Linked DNA regions of Mus musculus: region 1 is linked to region 2. Evidence: chromatin contacts called from ENCODE Hi-C or POLR2A ChIA-PET data. All regions are on one chromosome and are shown on one strand. The core of a region is the stretch at or near the end of the contact, and the rest is flanking DNA. Distances in the headings are between cores, read along the strand shown. Region 1 holds the start of Exosc3 (exosome component 3). Region 2 holds the start of 1700055D18Rik (RIKEN cDNA 1700055D18 gene).

Region 1 (6,074 bases), core at 1,357-3,856, 310 kb after region 2:
CAAGGCCTAAGAACAATCTTCAAGACTGTACTGCCCAACTTACATGTAGTTTAATTTAGCCTTGTATCTACTTAACATATATAAAATTCCACTCTTCAACAGTTCAGCTGCTCAGCAGCCACACGTAACTAGTGGTAACTGCACACGTCAGTGTGGATATAAAAACAAACAGCATCACCGGAGAATGTTCTATCAGTACTAACAAATTACATGTTTGTCTAGAGGAAAAAAACTCATGATATCCATATTCAAAAGAAAACAGGACAATGGTAATTCAGATACTACTTCATGGAAAATTTGCTTTAAAATGTTACAAAACTGAACTTTAAAATGAAGCTAAGGAAACAATAAATTTGTTCTCTTCAACATTAAAAATACCCACTGTTGAGCTGGAGATGGCTCGTGGGCTAAGAGTACTTACTGCTCTTGTAGGGGACCCAGCTTTGGTTTCTAGCACCCGTGTAGCTGCTCACAACCTGTCATAACTCAAGTTTCAGGGGACCTGACCTTCCTGTCTGACCTCCACAAGAAGCTGTCACACAGCGTGCAAAAACATACATGTAGGCACACTTTCCTGTGCATACTTTAAAAATGCCTTGTAAGTCCCCACTGTTGTGGGTGATTACAAAACCTAGCGGGAATCATTACACCTTTTCCGGCTTCCTGGGCATGTGGTCCTGCACAGGGCAATGAGAATGAACCCAGTGTGTGGTGAATATGCAGGACAAGTGACGATGAGACAGTCATCAACTCAGTCAGCCTGGACCTCAAAGGTGATGTCTCCTAGGGCTGAGGACACAGCTCCAAACAGGAACACCATTAATAAAGACCCAAGGGAAGGAAACAAAGCCCAGTTACACTGTGAAGCTTAAATATGGTTCCATGAAGTAACAGAAACCACGAGGAAAGACCCCTGAGTACAATGCTCTCTGTGTGATTTGAACAATCCTTTTTTTAATGAGATTTTTTTTTTTAATGAGTTCATAAGATTGTTGCCCGCTCCTGTCAAAAGTGAGACAAAGGGGTTGGCATACAAAAGATAAGAGAAGGAACAAATAAGATTGAGTGACTAAAGACCCTTGAGAGTTGAAGAAAAAGCAGCAGAGAGGCCAGCACATTTCTGGCTCAGGTGTTCAGGAAGAACATGGCTAAACTACCCAGAAAGCCCAACCTGAAAACCTACAGAAACAAGATTACTCTTCTGTCAGCTCCAGCTCCAAGGATTTAGAGCCATGATGAACAGATAGCCAATAGTGCCCATGGCCCTTAGACTAGGGCCATTTTCCTCATGGGGTGGATTCAGACATGACAGGTAAGGAGGGGGATAGCAGATGTAACTCTTCAACCCGGTAGAAAAGAACCAAGGCTGCAAACATGACATACAGCAATACTTCTGGAGCCGCAGCGCCTGAGAAACTCTTATAAACTGTCTTGGAGAACTGGTTTATGCTTTGAAGACAATTCAAGTAGCCCTCTGGATAGTTAACTTTCTCGGGAGTGGATATTTTTTCTTGTTGAAACCAAAGACTCCCATTATTACCTGCACATTTGGTCTGTTTCTTTTAGTTGCCCCTTCAAATGCCAGGTAAGACAAAGACGCTGGCTCACTCCCTCCAACATCAACTTTGAATATATCTCCAGATTTAGCGATCACTATGCCAATCACGTGGTCCCCTTTCACAGGTACATACTAAAAGCAGAATGAAAGAACAGTCATAAATAATACAAATATCATTACAAAATATCTTCTGAAACTTTCATCTAGGTTGATCAGGGTGGGTCTCAACCTATCCAGCCAACTCATACTCCCCATGTAGCTGCAACTACAAAACCGGCCCGCACCAGTCCAACTTTATGAACGTCTAATTCACACTTGATCAAGTTTCAAGTTTTCTCAGCATCCTTTACAAGTCTGGTGGCACAAGAATCTTTACATTCAAGGAAACCCACTCCATTTGACATTATTCCTAAGTGAAAGCTCTTAATTATTCTATGGGAATTTTAATTCCCTGTGATTTATTTGGACTCATTGCAACTGGGACACCAAATGGCAACCCCGAGGCTTTGGGTTTTTCAAGACAAGATCTCACGGAACCTTTCTCTCCTGTCACCCTTCTCAGGATGTGTTCCTATTGTGGTTCCTCTAAAGAAGATGCAGAGAGGGGGCTAGAAGCCACCGCGGCTCTAGATTCGCCTTAACCTATGATCGCTTGCAGGGGGCCCACTTTCGCGGCAGCGCCGCCTCTCCGACATCCGCTCACCCGCTTCTGCTGCGAGTCCACCCAGTAAACGCCGCCGCCGCCTCCGCTGGGCTCCTTGTGACGCAGGCGGCCACACTTGGTGACCAGCAGACGGTCCCCGCAGCGTCGCAAACCTGGGCCACACACTACGCGCAGCCTCGGGCGCGCACCCGCATTCAGGCGTAACGGCTGCTCCCCGGCGCCGCCAAGGCCGTCTACGTCCTCGTGGTCCGGCAGCACCAGCTCCTCCCCGGGGAGAACCACCTGATTCAGCACCTTGTGCACGGCCCGTGCTCGGCAGCCCGCCACCGACTCCGGTCCCGCGGACAGTACTTCAGCCATGGCAGGCGTCACCATCGCAGCTTCCGGTATCTACTTCCGCTTCCGCTACCCGCCCACCAGGGTCATCTCTTTCCGGTGGTTGTGGGCTTTCTGAGTTGGACTTGAGCTTGGGAGATACTCGCTTCATCCCATGGGTGCTACTCCCTGCCCTGTGTCTGTAGCTTCACGGTACCTAATGTAACAATCTCCCACCTCCTCCCACACACATCACACCTTTTCACCTACTTGAGTTCATCTCTTCAGTGGCTTGGGAACATCGGTAACTCAGGAATTCTCCCAGCTACTTCTTTGGGAGCACACTAACAGCTATGTGAGAAACTGTTAAATCCAAAACCCACAATGTGCAAGAACTTAAGAACTTACAGTTTTCTGACTTTGGGGTTATCTGTGAAACCAGCGTTTCTCTGTCGGCATCTTCAATGAGTAATTGATTCAGTTCTCCAACAGCACTGAAGGCCTTGGCATTGACTGAGATCAGTTGCTTGATGCTTTGCTGCCAACTCGAGTTTATAGATTTTTTTTTTAGGGAAGGGGCATCACAATTCCTGCAAATTTGGTAAAATGCTGGCAAGCCATTTAATCCCTGGATATAAGGGACAACTGAAATACAAGTGCCCCAGCCAAGTTGTTAATTAGTGCTATTGAAAGACTGAGAGTAAGACTCCGAGGTAGGCAGATAAGGAGAGGAGCCACGGCTAGGTAACAGGTGATGAATTGTCAAGTTGGCTAACTTCTTCCTCAACCTCAACCTCCTAACTCAATACAAGCTTAGCAGCCTCAAAAAAAGGCTGTGTAGGCTTTTGTGTAGAGGGTAGGAGGGCATGTGCTTCCAGGTAGTCCTATAGAAACCAGAATTGTTAAACATGCAGATCTTTTTCTTCAATGGAAGAAATTGACAGCTATTCACTTGGAAGGCTGGAATGGAGGTTGTTGAATACCAGGTAATTTTACCATTCTGTGGAGCTAGCTCTCACCTGAATCCCCCTTTTCCTGAGCATTTCCAGTCCATAGACTCCATCCTTATAAGAGAGATCTCATGGATTTGAAAAAGAGTTTGCTATTATGATTATAAAAACCTTTCCTCCCTAGGCTCTTCTCCTGAGCATGTTTTCTCAGTCAACAGAACCCACTCTTGTGGAAGAGGTCATGGTGCTTTTCAAGAAAACATGCACTTTGCAAGGGAGTTTAGATATAACCGTGTCCTAAGCTTTGTGGTAATAGTTGTCACAAGAAAACCTTTTTTTTTTTCTTTTGAAAGTTTTACTGTTTAAATAAGTAATAAATAAATAAATAAAAATAAACTGGAGTCAGACTCCCGAAGTTTGTACCAGCCCGGCTAAGTCATGCTGAACCACGTTTACTTCTTACTTTCTGGGGATCCGCTGGCAGCAGAGCTTGCAGGGACCCCCACACTTTTAACTCTCACCTGCAACAACAGCAAGCCCCCTGCTGATGGGCCGGTTGAACAAGTTCAAGGCCTGCACAGGACACATTACACAACAGTTCTGGCCTAATTCACCATCAATTCTTTATTCAAATCGACCAACCCTACATTTGGGGGAGGGGGGGGGGAGAGACTCTTCAAAGACTTTAAAAACGCCAGTTCTCCAGAAAAGATTGGATTTGGGGTGCTGAATCCCCTATGTATTTTGAAAAGGGTCTTTTTCTTGGTGTCCAGTTTGTGGTTTTCTTCACTCCTCATAAAGAGCTTTCTTCAACAGCTGATTATGTCGTCTGCATTTGAGAGGTTTCTGCTTCCACCTGTCGAGCGCCATTTTTTTTCCTTTCAAGCCCCCTAGACTGTACCACTTGGTTAGTCTCTCACAGAGAGACGTTCTCTGGGCAGAGGTAAATTATGCTTCTTTCTTCCTTTATAACTCAGGTCTCAAAAAACGATAGGTATTCTGTGACTAACCAACCAAGCCCACTTTAATTCAATGGCTCAATGCTATGCCTTTGGTGTATTCAGTGATGTCAGGCCTCTGAAAGGTGGAGAAGGAGAATGAACGTTGCTCATTCTCAGGACTGGTCCTCAGCACCTACCCTAGGTAGTTTGGAGTTTCCCAAGGAAATAGAATACAAAATCTAGGGCAGGAGCCATACCCGGTGCACTTCTTTTAGCAAAGGGGCAGGAGGTAGCCCACGCGTGGATTCAGAAAACAAAGGAGGCTAAGTCATTGGAGACTCAAGGCCAGAAAAGGCGGGCCCTTGCAAGCACCACCCACCGGACACGCCCGCGAGGGCCTCGAGCTGGAAGGCTTGTCGCCTGAGCCCTGCCAAGTTTGTACTTCGAATCCTCAGGTTCCTGCGGTAGCGCACCTGCGTGCAGTTAAGAGTCTGTCTCAAAGCATCCTGGCTTATAACCTCTTCGGAATTCAGCAGCAAGAGGGATACTCTGGATTCGGGAGTGGTGATAGTCATGAAGTCTCGAAACGACAGGAGGTCTTTTTTAATGGTGGTGTAAATGGCTGTGGCCGTTGGAGAATAAAGAGAACACTAAAAGACAGTATAGGCCATGTGGGTACCTCTTTCTCAGTCTGGCTTGTGCAACTTTTCCCTGAGTTGCCCAGGTAGACTCAGCTGCGTCTATATTGAGTTTGCAGTGGAGGCCATTTGGGGGTTTGAGTACCACAGGCCTTCATCCCTACTTAGGCAGCCGAGTGTTACCACCCTGAAAAACTGGATCTCAACCGAAGCTTTTCAAGCTTTTCCTAGATGTCTTAGTTTCTCTGTCTCCGTCTCCCTCCGTCTCCGTCCCTTCCTCCTGCTATCCCCTGTGTCTGTCTCTGTCTCTCTCTCTTGGTTTGTTTTTTACATATGTTTTGTGGAGAGGTAGAGGGCTACTTGCAATTGTCACTTCGCGCCTACCACATTAGTTCTTCCTTGGGTAGAATTCAGGTTTTCAGGTGTGGCTGCAAAGCGGAAGTTGGAACAATGGAGCCCCGGGCTTCCTTTCCATTGCTTACTTCTAATGTTTCAGGCAAAAGGAACCACAGCTCAACACTGGGGACAGTTATCCTCTCAAGGGGACTCACACATATCTGTTACAGCACCACGAAAAAATAAGCTCAGAACAAGTCGTAAGTTAGTTTACTATATTAGCCAGAAAACCAAGATGTGCTTGCATCTTGTGAGAATAGTAGCTACAGACCGGATTTCAGAGTGGTTGAAGCCACTTAGACTATAAGTTTAGATGTTAGGAAAAGTATGTGCTAGCATATTCCTTTTTCTGCCTTCAAAGACGATACTTTTTTAGATATACTCTTCAGGATTGTGGCTGGAGAAGTATTAGGTATAAAATGTTAATCAAAACTATTTTTACTTACTATCTTAATTAGGGTTGGGTTTTTTTTTTTCCCTTTGCTGTGAAGAGACTCCATGACTAAGGCAGCTCTTTATAAAGGCAAATATTTAACAGGGGTTGGCTTACGGTTTCAGAGGTTTGGTTCATTATCATCACGGCAGGGCAGCATGGCAGCTTCCAGGCAGACA
Region 2 (6,652 bases), core at 460-2,959:
CAGTAAGCCTTTAGCTTACTGCCAACCACGAGACTTTTCAGAAAATGAAAGCAAAAATCTCTAGCAAACTAACGAAGTGCCCGGTCCACTTTTTAAAACCATATAAAGTACACATGTCATACAAAGACAAATCACGAACGAGTAAGGCACAGTATTCCCTTCAATCTCTAAAAACCTAAATGTATGTAAATTCAACTCAGCAGTACAAGAACATATTTTGGAAATGTTTTTCTTTCAGTCCTTGAAAATTGCGAATTTTATTAATTTTAATTACCTAGACTCAGATCACGCTACTAAGGTAATCAAGAGTCTTTGACCCAAAAATTTTCCTCCAAAAATAAAAATAACCAAAATGTGGTTCCTACAGTGTTCGCCACGATGCTCGGACGCAGACTGACCATAGTAAGTGGCACTTTAGAAAAACAAAACAAAGCAGAAACCCTTAAACCGCTCCCTTATTTCTACTGTTGTTTATGTGCTAAGCAGTCGGTCCTCCAGGGGAAGATGGGACCGCTGTCTCTTACCACCGCACCCCACAGCTCCTCGCACGAAGCCTGGAAGAAGTGGCCATTCAATAAATGCCTACTAAACACTTTTGTCTAACAAGTTGGGGCATTCCCAAACGCTGACTCCACCCCTGTCGTCGGCCGCTGGCTCCCGAATCCAGACAGCTTATGGCCTTGCTCTGATGAAACGAAACCTCATCGCTCAGGAGGACCCAGGGCAGGATCAAGAGAGCCACTCGCCTCCATCCCGCAGGGCAGCCGCTCCTCGGCTCATCCCGCTAGGATGCAGATCCCGAGCGCGGGTTCCCACAGCATCCCGAGAGGCTCCATGTCCAGCAGCAGATCTGCAGGGCACTAGTCCCTGCCCACCCCGCACCGACAGCCGGGCGTCGGGACACAGGGGACGCCTGCGCACAAGAACTGAGCTACCACCCTCCTGGCCCCACCGAGGCGAAGGGTAACAATACCCCTCAGCAGTAAGACAGGGTGGACAGGCGGCCCCGGAACGGCTGCGCGCTCCCCGATGCCTCGGCGCGCTCCCGGTGCACAACCGCCTGCACGTGAGCGCGCCCCGCGCGCGCGCGCCCAGGCCACTCTAGCTGATAGGGTCGCCTCACCTGAGCCGGGCTCCGCCCCCCTTCTCCTCGCAGGAGGAGGCGGTGGCCCTCCTCCGCTCGGACCGACCCTGAGGAAGGAGGCGGGAAGGTCCAGACTGGCTTCCCCGGCTGTGACTTCCGCCCGCCCCGCCCCTCGCTCCCGGCTCCTTCAGCCCGTTCGCGCGGTTCTTTGAGGACCCGGCGGAGGCCTACAGTAAACGGATGTGAGGTACCCATGTCACCGCCTCCACAGGCCTCCAATGGCCAATCATCAGGAGGGCGGGGCCACAGTAGGAGTGACGTTCTGAAAATCTGACCAATCCGCCATCCCAGGACCCCGGCTGTGTTTACTACCACAGCATCCGTGAGCGCTCTGACCAATCACAATTTGCCTTACAGCCCGTAAAACTGTTCTCAAAGATCTTTGAAGGCGGGACTTATCACTTAGCAACACCAGGTTTGGCCTGTAGAAAAGCTATTTTATGTCACGCCCAATCAGAACTCAGCATGAATAAGGAAAGCTAGTGTTTTCCGTCTACTTGAGCCAATCGCAATGACTACTGCCAGCCCTGAGTCCCTCCATTGGCTCGCGCTGACTGTGACCTGGAGTCTGAAGGACAGGTGACTTCCTCTCGCTGTGAGCTGGAGATTACTTCTAACTTGTAGGTTTGAGAAAAGATGTAAACGGAACCCCAAGAAGCCGAGTGAGACGAATGGCGAGCTTCACAATGAGTAGGAAATGCCGTCGGTCTAATGGTGGTTGGGTGGATCGTCGCCCGCATCGCGTCTCAGTTGCCCAGACGTCCAGCATAGCAACGGGAGGGTCGGAACTCAGTCCGACGTGTGCCCACCAAGCCATCAACTCCAGAATCAAGTTTACAGTCGCCACCACCTTAAAACTTCAGGGCTCAGCCCTCTTATCAATGCCGCAAAAGAGTCTGCTGGACCGGGTGGGAAAGAGGAAGGCCCGGCTGCCGCCTTGGCCTCTTGCGGTATACCACCGAGCAGTAAAATCAAGATTATGTGTTCTAGATAGCTTTCCTGTTACTTTGATAAAACTGAACAAAGCAGTTTGGAAGAGGAAGTGTTTACTGGGCTTATCACCATGGTTTCGGAAAGTCCTGGGAAGAATTCAAACAAACCGTAGACTAAAGCTACCTCCTGGCTTGGGCTCAGCTGTCCTTGTGCTCAGTTCACGCCTGCGTGAGAATGGACAGGCCACAAGGGATGAGCCCTACTAAGTCAATTAATAAGCAAGCAATCCCTTTTCCCAAGTGAAGGATAGTATAAAATTCTTAGTTGGTTCACAAGCTAATAGGGTTTCCTAGGGCTTCATCCATCCTTAGTTTGCACCAGTTCCCAACCCCAATAAACCCATATAAAAACCACACAATCCAGTTATAAATATAAGCTATGTACCTAGACTGGACAGCTCTAGCACTGTGCTAACTTATTCCCCAGCTGCGAGACCCTTTGCTATTTGCAGTTTCTCCTGGCCACGTGGTTCTGCTCCTCCTCTTCTTCAGTCCTCTCCCCTTCCCTTCTCCTCTCTACCTGTCCCTACTCTCCAAGACCTCCCACCTCTCCCCTCCCCTGCCCAATTACAGGCCTCAGCCTTTATTGACCAGTTAAAATGGGGAAGAGGATGCCCTCAATACCCTCCCCTTTCCCTCATCCCAGTTTCCTTTCCAGATTAACCCTTTAGCTCCTGACATTCTCTCCCTTTTCTACCATCCACTCCCACTACAAAATGTTTTTTAAGAGAGCATACAGAGCCGAATACAGTAGAATAATAATTACACAAAAATAGAACCTGGTGTGGTAGCTCACACATTTTATCCCAGTACTGGGAGGCAGAAGCAGATGGACCACTATGAGTTTGAGTTTGAGACCAGCCTGGTCTACACAATGTGTTACAGACCAAGCAGGATTATATAGTAAGACCCTGTTAAAGAAGAAAAAGTGCATATGCACAGAGATAAACCCAAGAGATGAAACAGAATGTTAGCAATGGCTCTCTTAAAGGGATGTGAGATTATGGGTTACTACAATTTTATTATCCATAGTTTCTGTGTTTTATACTAGTATACATCCAATATGTGTTATTTTGGTAATTGTTTTAATGATTTAATAAATGTCATGAAAATGAGAACACTTATATGTTTAACAAGATTTAATATAAAGCACTGATTCTTTTTTTTGTTGTTTTTGTTTTTGTTTTTTGAGACAGGGTTTCTCTGTATAGCCCTGGCTGTCCTGGAACTCACTTTGTAGACCAGGCTGGCCTCAAACTCAGAAATCTGCATGCTTCTGCCTCCCGAGTGCTGGGATCAAAGGCGTGTGCCACCACCGCCTAGCTCTTTGTTTTTATTTTAAATTTTTTTGCCATGTTTCATTTATTACTGTTATTGTTGTACGTGTGTGTATGTGCACATGTGCATGCATGCAGGTGCCTCAGCACATAGAGAAAAGCTTGCTGCAGTTGTTTCTGTCTCCGCTTTGATGTTTATAGGGGTTGAGCTCAGTTGCTAATCTTTCACAGCAAGTGCCTTTTCCCACGGAACCACCTCATTGGCCCCAATTCATCTTTTTATTAAAGAATATTGCAAGAATGTTGTGACTTAACATTAACAAAGTTAAAAGCATCAATTTAGCAAAGTCACCTTTGTTGTTCTCTGTTGTGAGTGTGGGTACACACCTATATCCTGACTATCAGCAGAAGAATGAAGGGGAGTTCTAGTTCTGAGTTAACCTGGGCTACTTGCTGAGTGTAAGGGTAGCCTTAAAATAAGAACCTATCAAAGAAAAGTTATTGTTTTGTTTACTGCTATTCCAAAGTTATCAAGAAGTATAAATATGTGGAAATGAACACAATCAGGCAAATACTAGGAAGCCAACATTCCACTGACCCATTAGAGGCCAGCCTGATCTATGGAGTGCATTGAGGCCAGCCAGGGACATATACCAAGACCCTGTCAGTAAATAACTAAATAAGAGCACATAGTGGTCTGTAGGGCGGGGAGTTGAGGATGGACTCTCTGCTCTGTGCAGCTTGCTGGCAGATTGGTACTGATGCATGTGGGACATCAGATCTAGGTATAGTGGTGTATGGCATCCCAGAGGATGAAAAAGAACTGTTTTTAAGTGTTGGTGTGTGAGAAACAACAGAGTGCTGGGAGGAGTTGTTGAAGCTGGTGAATGGAAAGCATAGGAGAAAGAAAAAGCGGAAGAAGAGGAAGAGAAGGGATTTTTGCAAGCCTCTGGCACAGGAACATGGTTAATCTCTCCATGGCCCCAAAGATCAGAGCTTCAGTTAGGGATTGAAGCTGTAGCAGATTTAGCTCCGTGCAAAGGAAACAAACAAAAATCCATCCACTCTGAAGTTAGCCTTACAAAGACTTGCTCAGGCAGCCTGCATCGACTGAGAAAGAAGAGAAAGGAAGAAGAGAGGAGAAGACAGAAGATCAAGGTGACACAGAAGAGGAGAATGGGAGAGAGATGTTGGTGCAAGAAAGGAAGCGGAGAAATAAGATGAACAATGGTTGGTTTCTGAGCTCTGGGTAATCCCTGCAAACCAGGCTCTCCCTTGCATTTCCTCCTCCATCGGCAATATCCTGAAACACCAGCAGATGGAGATATTGCCCTAGAAAACAGGAAAAGTTTCAGCCCCACCCCCAACTTAAAATTCAAATTTTCCTTTTCTTAAAAACACACTCAAAGAGAATGCAAGATGTTTCTGAATTTCCAAACTAAATTTAAGAAGCAAAGATTCTTATGGTAAAATTTACTTACTTTTGTTTGTTTGGTTTTTTGAGACAGGGTTTCTCTGTATAGCCCTGGCTGTCCTGGAACTCACTTTGTAGACCAGGCTGGCCTCGAACTCAGAAATCCGCCTGCCTTTGCCTCTGCTGGGATCAAAGGCGTGTGCCACCACGCCTGGCTAATTTTACATACTTTTAATAATTCATGCTTTTAATCCCAAAGAAGGCCACTGTAAATTTTTGACTTTAGATTGCTACTTGAAAAAGGTTCCTAACATTCTTTCTGTCCCAATTCAGTTATTATTTAATGTATACATATATGTATGTTGTCCGTGTATTTTTGACGACTGTCAGCTAATTGAGCAACGTTGGGATGCACTACAATTCTGACCCAGCTGGCCCATGGGTAACCCTTCTTTTTCCCAGACAGAATCTCTATCTTTTGCATCCTTGCCTGTGGTAATTCTGGGAATCCTCCTCACTCTCTTACCAGTAAGAAAGCAGCCAGTGCAGAGGACTTCCAGTGACTATGCCATCCTGGCAAAGAGGTGCCCCAAAAGGGAACCACTCTGGTGTAACAGAGCTTCCCAACTTTCAACTATACCCACCTCACATGCTGATTTCCAGATGATCTGATGGATTCAGAAGTGAAAGAAAAGAAAGAAACGTTCTGGCTGGGTGTGATGGTGCATTTATGTAGTCCCAGCACTTTTGGCGGGGGTGGGGGGGTGGGGTGGGGAGATCATAGTCACCCTCAGGCACAGAGTAACCCCAGGTAGTGATGTTGCCATTTCACCATTTCAAGGACCATGGTGCTTTGAATAGCAAAGCCATAGTGTCCCTGTGCTAGAGAGGGGTCGAGACGCCATCACTTGGTTTCTGGGAATTGAACTCAGGACCTCTGCTTGCTCCTCTTGCTGGCCCCGTTTGCTCCAGCCCAAAGAGTTATTTATTACTATAAGGAAGTACACTGTAGCTGTCTTTAGACACACCAGAAGAGGGCATCAGAGCTTATGTGGTTGCTGGGATTTGAACTCAGGACCTTCAGAGGAGCAGTCAGTGCTCTTACCGGTTGAGCCATCTCTCCAGCCCTCTTTGGCACCTCTTAACTTCCATACAAGTGTCCATTTTTATGTAGCCAGTGAACATATACATAGTATCTATTATGTATAAACCCTATGCTAACTTGTTGCAAGAACATTAGTATTTCTGAGGTGCGCTCCCTGACTTAGTTAGGCTCCAAGGATTGATGACCTGGTCTACTCTATTACCTACCCTTTCCTTCATTCGCTCATTTTTAAATTTTATTTTACATTGATTTATTTTGTGTGTGCATGCAGATGTATGCTACCGAGTAAGCTCTCTTCTTCCACCAGGTGGGTCCTAGGAAGACCATCAAACTTGGTAGCAAGTGCCTTTATCCACTGAGCTTTTTCCAGACCTCTCACTCAACATTTGCTGAGGTCCCCCCCCCCCCCACTTTTTTTTTTTACAGGACCTTTCAGGAGTTGGAGGTGCAGAAGTGAAAGAAATGAAATAAACTTTCTTTCTGGCTGGGTGTGATGGTGTGTGTATGTAATCTCAGCACTTGGCAAGAGGATGGGGAGTCACCCTCAGGCACAGAACAAGTGGAGTTTGAAGACAACCTGAGCCCAAAAGGAACAGAGACCTCAGTCCCTTCTTCCTCCTTTCATCCTTGACCACCAGATGAGCAGTTTTGCTTTACCATACATTCCCTCTTGGGACCCAAATAAATTAATAATTTAAAAAGTGAAATGTTTCTAATAGG

What was found. Hi-C counts contacts between places; a loop is a spot of excess contacts on that map. ChIA-PET counts read pairs that join two places held with the same protein, here RNA polymerase II (POLR2A).
Region 1: a map of T-helper 2 cell shows a loop between it and region 2 (2.2-fold over the local background). The contact joins the promoter of Exosc3 here to the promoter of 1700055D18Rik in region 2. A Hi-C loop is called at or near these places in 1 of 37 maps with a recorded cell type or tissue (T-helper 2 cell). POLR2A ChIA-PET finds 5 or more read pairs at or near these places in 3 of 5 experiments (Patski and embryonic stem cell).

The regions. Positions count from the first base shown.
Region 1 is chr4:45,318,010-45,324,083 of GRCm38, forward strand. It overlaps Exosc3 (exosome component 3), which reads right to left and starts at 2,607. Exons shown (of 4, transcript NM_025513.4): 1 at 2,262-2,607; 2 at 1,541-1,690. The coding sequence starts at 2,582.
Region 2 is chr4:45,011,101-45,017,752 of GRCm38, forward strand. It overlaps 1700055D18Rik (RIKEN cDNA 1700055D18 gene), which reads left to right and starts at 1,710. Exons shown (of 1, transcript NR_166789.1): 1 at 1,710-3,251. Zbtb5 (zinc finger and BTB domain containing 5) reads right to left here and starts at 1,312. Exons shown (of 2, transcript NM_173399.3): 1 at 1,124-1,312.